3 separate regions of the Homo sapiens genome follow, and regions 1 and 2 are each linked to region 3. A link is a loop called in an ENCODE intact Hi-C map of the cell type or tissue named here. Cell type or tissue: Caco-2. All regions are shown on one strand. Region 1 overlaps LOC101929256 (a long non-coding RNA gene). Region 2 overlaps JCAD (junctional cadherin 5 associated). Region 3 has its middle 110 kb from the start of MTPAP.

Region 1 (2,500 bases), 170 kb after region 3:
AGAGCTAGGGAAAGTAAAAACAACAATAATGATGATATTAGGACAATTTGTCATGTGAGGTCACAGCAAAGAATTAGAAGAACTAGGAAATGTTTTTCTACATTTTTATTAATACTTTAGGCTGGGGCGTGGTGGCTTATGCCTGTAATCCCAGCACTTTGGGAGGCCGAGGCAGATGGATCACTTGAGGCCAGGAGTTCAAGACTAGCCTGGCCAATATGGTGAAACCCCATCTCTACTAAAAACACAAAAATTAGCCAGACGTGGTGGCGCATGTCTGTAATCCCAGCTACTTGGGAGGCTGAGCAGGATAATTGCTTGAACTCGGGAGGGGGAGGTTGCAGTGATCCAAGATCACACCACTGCACTTCAACCTGAGCGATAAAGCGAGACTCCGTCTCAAAACAAACAAACAAACAACAACAACAACAACAAAAACACTGTATTAATACTTTAACATATAAAATCCACCATAACTCCATATTTAGATGTGCCTACTGATAAACAGGCCCCTGGAAAATAAATAGGTAGCCCCTGACCCCAAATAAGGTAGTACTGCTTTTAAAAAGGTATTGGTTTTGTTTCTGAATAGCGTTTGTTCCAAGATGTATAAAACTGTGGCTCCGGCATATGCTGTAGCTGGAGGGAAAAAAGTTGGGGTGGATTTAATGCTACATCTGTGACCAGTTAGTTACAGTAACCTCCAGGTATTTGGTGGTTTCAACAAAAGTTCTAATACACATTCCAGGCATCCAGAACTATATGGAAGACTGTAAAAAGATGCGGACAAATAATTCATACACCCACTAATTTGCGAAAACTAAAAAGTGCACGTAGTTCCCTGCTGACTTGAAAATGGTGCTCAATTCATTCTTTTACAAGGAAGTTGCCGTGGGTACCCACGCAAGGATAGAGCCTCGAGGGATGGTATGTGCAGACGACACAGGACATCCTGCTGGATCTTATCAGCGCTGACTGGGAAAAATGCACTAAATTATCAGTTCAGGGAGGGAGGGGGTCAGAGAAAGGAAACATTGCAACAGTTACCAGGGCCTCAGAGACACTGACCAATTGTTCCAGCTAGATAAGACACTGGCTTTGGATTTTCACAGTTATTTTTCAACTGTGGCTGATAAGCTGACTTTCATTTGATTTATTTTCTTTTCTCGGACTTATATTTCATGTTTATGGGTGGCCTTCCTCCAAACCACTAATTATCCTCTGTAGTCGCTCTTATTTGCACGATTTGATTGATTTGCTGTAGAAGTTTTGATTTTTGTGGGATTAAACAAAACACACAAATAGCATGCCATCTGCTTGATATACATGTCATTCAGGTCCATAAGAGGCTAACCAATGAGTTCTGGGGTGGTTAGCTGGGTTTAAGTTAGAACACAGAAAAAGCAAACATAAAACTCCCAACAGATTTAAAACAAATTGACAAAGAATTCAAGAAAGCCTAGATATTTTCTAACGTTTTCTGGCCATTTTGTTTTTCTTCAGACAGGGTCTCCCTCTGTTGCCCAGGCTGGAGTGCATTGGTGCAATCACAGTTCACTGCAACCTTGACTTCCCGGGCTCAAGCGATCCTCCTGCCTTGGCCTCTTGAGGAGCTGGGACTACAGGTGCGTGCCACCACGCTTGCAGGCACATCTAAATATGGGGTTGTGGTGGATTTTATATATTAAAGAATTAATACAGTGTTTTTTTTTGGGGGGGGGGGTTGTTGTTGTTTATTTGAGACGGAGTCTCGCTCTGTCGCCCAGGCTGGAGTGCAGTGGTGTGATCTCAGCTCACTGCAACCTCTGCCTCCCAGGTTGAGGCCATTCTCCTGCTTCAAAATTAGCAGTGGCTAATTTTTTTTTTTTTTTTTTTTTTGTAAATTTTCTGTAGAGATGGGGGTCTTGCTATGTTGCCCAGACTGGTCTTGAACTTCTGGGCTCAAGCAATCCTCCTGCCTCATCCTCCCAAAATGTTGGGATTACAGGTATGAGCCACTGTGCCTGGCCATTCTGGTCATTTTGCCTCACTCCTTTGGTCAGCCCCAGTCCTCAGCTAATGCTTTGGCCCCCACTCCTATGGTGAAGATTCCCCACTCTGGATTTCCACAATGTGAGCCGAAGCGACCATTTCCACTTCAGAGGTATTCAAAAATTCTATTCAACAGACATGTTTCATCTACCTGTCCAAAGGTATGGTGCCAGGCTGTGGTCAACGGAAAAACTGATTTGTGCCTGGGTCATAATTTATAAAGGTGACTAAGTGACATCTGAGAGGCCAATGCTATTGAAAGCAAAGATTAAAGTTACTCACAGTTGCCCTATAAACAAGAGGCACCTCAGGCCATGCAAAGCCTGGGGTAAGCACCAGTGCTGATCAGGAGGCAGAAAGGAGTGAGAAGGCCTTGGCCACAGCCATTACTGGGATTTTCACAGGAAAGGCAAGGAGAGACAAGGGAAAGAGCCTAGGATTGGCCAGTTGGAATAATTCCAGTGGCTTT
Region 2 (2,500 bases), 210 kb after region 3:
TGGAGGAATGCAGCCTGATGGTGCCATTTGGAATCCACAGAGCTTAATACCCCCGTCGGGGGATGAGAGAGGCCTGGTCTTGGCCGATTCCAGCCCCCGGTGGCTGTGGGGCCAGCCCCCCGGGGATGGGGAAAACAGTGGCCTCCCCAACCAGAGAGACCGCTGTGTGGCAAGGGGACAGTGGCCTGATGTGAGAGGCAGCCAGCACGGGCACACTGGAAGACAAGTTTCCTCCCCTTACTCACAGGGCGAGAGCACCTGCGAAACTCAAACCAAGCTCAAAAAGTTCCAAACTGGGACTCGGACCAAGAAAAGTTCAAAGAAAAAAATGAACGAGACTATATTTTGCTTGGTTTCTATCCCAGTGAAATCAGAATCACATCTGCCAGATAGAGATATGGACAACAATGACTTAAAGCCCAGTGCTGATCAAAAGAATGGGTCTGATAAGAGCCCGGCTCTGCAAGAACAGAGTCTGCTGAGCATGTCTTCCACCGACCTGGAGCTGCAGGCCCTCACAGGAAGCATGGGTGGGAGAACGGAGTTCCAAAAACAAGATCTAGGGGAACCAGAAGAAGACAGACAAACAAATGACCTCAGTTTCATCCACCTTACAAAGCACAGAGAACTCAAGCATTCTGGCTCTTGGCCAGGGCACCGGTACAGAGATCAGCAAACACAAACCAGTTTCTCCGAGGAGCCCCAAAGTTCGCAGCTGCTCCCTGGTGCAAAGCTGGGAGGGCCGAGTCGTGCAGCATTGAGTCCAAAATGTTCAGACCCTGCTGCCTCCGAAGCTCAGACGCACACAGCATTCCCTACCGGTGATCACAAACAGAGGCCAAGTGCCCGTAACCTGAAAGGTCACAGGTCCCTCAGCCCATCCAGCAACAGTGCGTTCTCAAGGACTTCCTTGTCCGTGGACCAGGCACCGACGCCAAAAGCAGGCCGAAGTCAGCCCTGCGTGGATGTCCACGGGCTTGGAGCCCACCCTGGGCCTAAGCGGGAGGTGGTGAAGGGGGAGCCCACGGGCCCTTGCAACAGTAAACAACTCTTTGGGCAGTTTCTCCTGAAACCGGTCAGCCGTCGTCCCTGGGATTTGATCAGTCAGTTAGAAAGTTTTAACAAGGAGCTCCAGGAAGAGGAAGAAAGCAGCAGTAGCAGCAGCAGCAGCAGCAGCAGCAGTGAGGAGAGTGAGGCGGAGCCGCAGCAGGAGAACCGTGCTCACTGCAGACAGGAGGATGTGGGCTTCCGCGGAAACAGCCCGGAAATGAGGGTTGAGCCACAGCCGAGGATGTGGGTGCCGGAGAGCCCTGTGTGTAGGTCGGGAAGAGGTGAGAGTAAGTCTGAGAGCTGGAGTGAGGAGCTGCAGCCTGGCCACCCACGTGCCTGGCCTCCATCCCCGGGCCGCTTTCGCGTGGAAGAAGGTGGCGGTGCACCTTTCTGCTCAGCAGATGGAAGCACGAGTGCAGAGAAGAGACACCTGGAGGTTAGCAACGGAATGGACGAGCTGGCAGGTAGCCCATTTCCTGTGACGAGAATGTCTTCAAGATCAAGTGACGCAAAACCACTGCCCGCGTCCTATCCAGCTGAACCTAGGGAGCCCCAGGAAAGTCCGAAAATCACCAGTGCTTTCAGCTCTGTGAAACCAAGTGAAGCGGTCCCTCGGAAGTTTGACAGTGGTGGAGAGAGGGGGGCAGGGCTCCCACTGTCCCTGTCTAACAAGAACCGAGGGCTCTCAGCTCCAGACTTACGGTCTGTGGGGCTCACCCCTGGGCAAGAACAGGGTGCCAGTGAGCTAGAGGGGTCTTTGGGTGAAGCAAGCACAATAGAAATCCCCCCAGGTGAGTCCTTGCAAGCCAGGGCTGCAAGGATCCTGGGCATTGAGGTGGCGGTGGAGTCCCTCCTGCCGGGCATCCGGAGAGCGGGACAGAACCAGCCTGCTGAGCCCGATGCAAGTGCCTGCACCCCAGAGTCCCCCCAGGAAGAGTTGCTATCTCGCCCAGCACCGGCAGATGTCCCCAGGGTGTCCACTGATGCCTTTTATGGCAGGAGGAAGTGCGGCTGGACCAAGAGCCCTCTCTTTGTAGGGGACAGGGACAGTGCCAGGCGGGCTCCTCAGGCTTTTGAGCACTCAGATGTGGACGGGGTTGTCACCAGCACAGACCCTGTCCCTGAGCCTGAGCCCAGCCCCTTGGAGTCCAAGTTCTTCGAACAAAAGGATGTGGAAACAAAACCACCCTTCAGGTCCACTTTATTCCATTTTGTAGAAAGAACCCCAAGTGTGGCAGGCTCTGAAAAGAGACTTAGAAGCCCTTCCAAAGTGATTGAAAGTTTACAAGAGAAACTGGCCTCCCCGCCTAGGAGAGCAGACCCTGACCGCCTGATGAGAATGAAAGAGGTGAGCTCAGTGTCACGGATGAGAGTCCTGAGCTTCAGGAATGCCGACTCCCAGGAGGACGCCGAGGAATTGAAGGCCACCACAAGGGGCCAGGCCGGGCTC
Region 3 (2,500 bases):
TGAACTTTAGAATCTGCCAATTTCCAACAAAACCTGGTTGGTATTTTTATTGGGATTGTATTAAATTAATAGATGAATTTAGAAAGAATTAACATCTACGTGATGTTTTGTCTTCCTGCAAACGTGATGTACCCTCCCATTTGTTTACATTTTTTTGTTTCTCTCAGTAGTGTGTTTAAAGTTTTCTTCATATAAATCATGCCCATTTCCTGTTAGGTTTGTTCTTAGATTGTTTATCTTTTTTTATTGCTACTATAGAGTTTTTTTTTCCATTATGTTTACTCATCTACTTTTTTTTTTTTGGTAAGAAATGGGGGTCTTACTATGTTGCCCAGGCTGAGCTCATCCTCCCACCTGGGCTTCCCAAAATGCTGAGTGACTGTTTTCAGTATTCTTTTTCTTTTTCAGACAGGGTCTTGCTCTGTCACCCAGGCTGGAGTGCAGTGGCGCGGTCTCGGCTCACTGCAACCTCCACCTCCCGGATTCAAGGGATCCTCCTGCCTCAGCCTCCTGAGTAGCTGGGACGACAGGCACCTGCCATCATGTCTGGCTAATTTTTGTATTTTAGTAGAGACGGGGTTTCACCATGTTGGCCAGGCTGGTCTCGAGCTCCTGACCTCAGGTGATCCGCCTACCTTGGCCTCCCAAAGTGCTGAGATTACAGGCATGAGCCACCGTGCCTGGCCCCAGTGTTCTTATTTTTACAGATGAGTAGACTGACACTGAGAGAGGTGACTCACTCAAAATCTCACCAAGAGTTATGGCAGAGATGGAACTTGACCCTAGGTCTTCTGATTATACCCTCTACACCAACTTGGAGATAGAAACCGTCCTCTCTTTAACATACACTTTGGTGACAGATACCTATGATGGCTCTCACATGTTTGTTCCTTCTTAGAGCTTAAAGGAACCTCAAAAATGATCTAGCCCATTCTCGTTTTAGTCATGAGGAGAATGGCGCAGTATTATCAAAGAGCAGACTGAAATTCACAGGTGCAAGGGGGAAAATAGATTTCTATGTGCTCCTGTCATCTTTGACCAATTCCTTTTTCATGAGAGCAGCTTCAAAATGTGAGGGAGGCTTCTCTACATTGGAGCTGGAAATCATAACTTGCAGCCTGGATTTACACTTTAATTGGTAATGCTATTTTATTCATGCTGCTGAATTTTTTCATGAAACTGAAATTACCAGGACGGTTTCTATTTTACATACTTGTTTAAAATACTGCATTTTGCTCTGCTACTATAAAATGCACAACAGAAAGTTGTTGGCTTTTTTCTTCTTTTTTGGTTTCAGCACATTTCATTTTATTTTAAAGTAATTGTAGTTTCTGCTGACTACCATCTTCTATTTTTTCAAGGAACCCAAGAATGGAAAGGTGGCCAGTTATTACTCTCAGGGACCTGCAGAGGGAGCTCAGTGGTTTGTTTGTTTATTTTTTTCTCCAATGCCTGTGGGTCCATTGGTTAATGTGGGAGAGCTTAGAACTATGTCATCATCAGCTTGCTGCTTATCAACTATGTATTTTTGAGGAGTCAAGGTAATTGTTCCTTTCCCTACAGCTTCACTATATAATGGATTACCACTCTGGGACCGGGTTCAGTGCATAGGTAGTTTTAGTCAAATGTACTCTGCAGTGCTTCTGAAAACCTCTGGAAAATCTCCCTTCTAGGGATGGACCACAATACATCTTCTGGCTTGGGTGCTGGGGAAATGTGGTATTAGACCAGGAAGCCCCAGAAACAAAGAAGCTTCCTACTGGGCCTGGGGATGATCATCTTTTCCTTCTTTCTTTCTTTCTTTCGTTCTTTTCCTTCCTTTCTTCCTTTCCTTCCTTCCTTCCTTTCCTTCCTTTCTTTTTCTTCTTTCTTTCTTTCTTTCTTTCTTTCTTTCTTTCTTTCTTTCTTTCTTCCTTTCCTCCTCCTCTTCCTTCTTCTTCTCCCTCTCCTTCTTCCTTCTTTCTTCTTTTCTTTTTTTTTTTTTTTTGAGATGGAGTCTTGCTCTGTCACCCAGGCTGGAGTGCAGTGGCATGATCTTGGCTCACTGCAACCTCTGCCTCCCAGATTCAAGTGATTCTCCTATCTCAGCCTCCCAAGTAGCTGGGACTACAGGTGCCCACCACCACACTGGGTTAATTTCTGTACTTTTAGTAGAGATGAGGTTTCACCATGTTAGACAGGCTGGTCCCGAACTCCTGACCTCAGGCAATCCACCTGCCTTGGCTTCCCAAAGTGCTGGGATTATAGGCGTGAAACACCACGCCCAGTCTTTTTCTTTTTTTAAAAAATAATAAATTAGGCTGAGGGTGATGGCTCACATCTGTAATCTCAGCACTTTGGGAGGCTGAGGTGGGAGGATCACTTGAGCCCAGGAGGCAGAGGTTGCAGTAAGCTGAGATCGTGCCACTGTATTCTACCCTGGGTGACAGAACAAGGCCCTGTCTCGAAAACAAATAAATAATTTCATTTGCATTTCCTTAGACTGATTTTTTTCTTGGTA

What was found. A loop is a pair of places that touch in the nucleus more often than their neighbours do. Peaks named below come from ENCODE experiments on the same cell type or tissue, not always from the same donor. Only the 100,000 strongest peaks of a DNase experiment are listed, where the experiment ranks them.
Region 1: it touches region 3 in a loop (10-fold over the local background); 6 of 110 quality-filtered maps call a loop at or near these places.
Region 2: it touches region 3 in a loop (12-fold over the local background); 5 of 110 quality-filtered maps call a loop at or near these places.

What each region holds. Positions count from the first base shown.
Region 1 is chr10:30,068,825-30,071,324 of GRCh38, reverse strand. The region is part of intron 1 of LOC101929256 (a long non-coding RNA gene); the gene reads right to left. It also overlaps a transcript of JCAD not described here. Among named protein-coding and RNA genes, the nearest start is that of JCAD, 10 kb to the right of the region's middle. In Caco-2, no CTCF peak of the experiment used is centred here; a DNase peak (open chromatin) is centred at 1,014.
Region 2 is chr10:30,026,254-30,028,753 of GRCh38, reverse strand. JCAD (junctional cadherin 5 associated) reads left to right here. Exons shown (of 4, transcript NM_020848.4): 3 at 1-2,500. Among named protein-coding and RNA genes, the nearest start is that of JCAD, 32 kb to the left of the region's middle. RefSeq lists enhancers at 1-387, 1,106-1,175, 1,356-1,415. In Caco-2, no CTCF peak of the experiment used is centred here; a DNase peak (open chromatin) is centred at 1,458.
Region 3 is chr10:30,240,227-30,242,726 of GRCh38, reverse strand. No RefSeq gene overlaps it. Among named protein-coding and RNA genes, the nearest start is that of MTPAP, 110 kb to the left of the region's middle. In Caco-2, a CTCF peak has its summit at 1,409 (motif pointing right); a DNase peak (open chromatin) is centred at 1,416.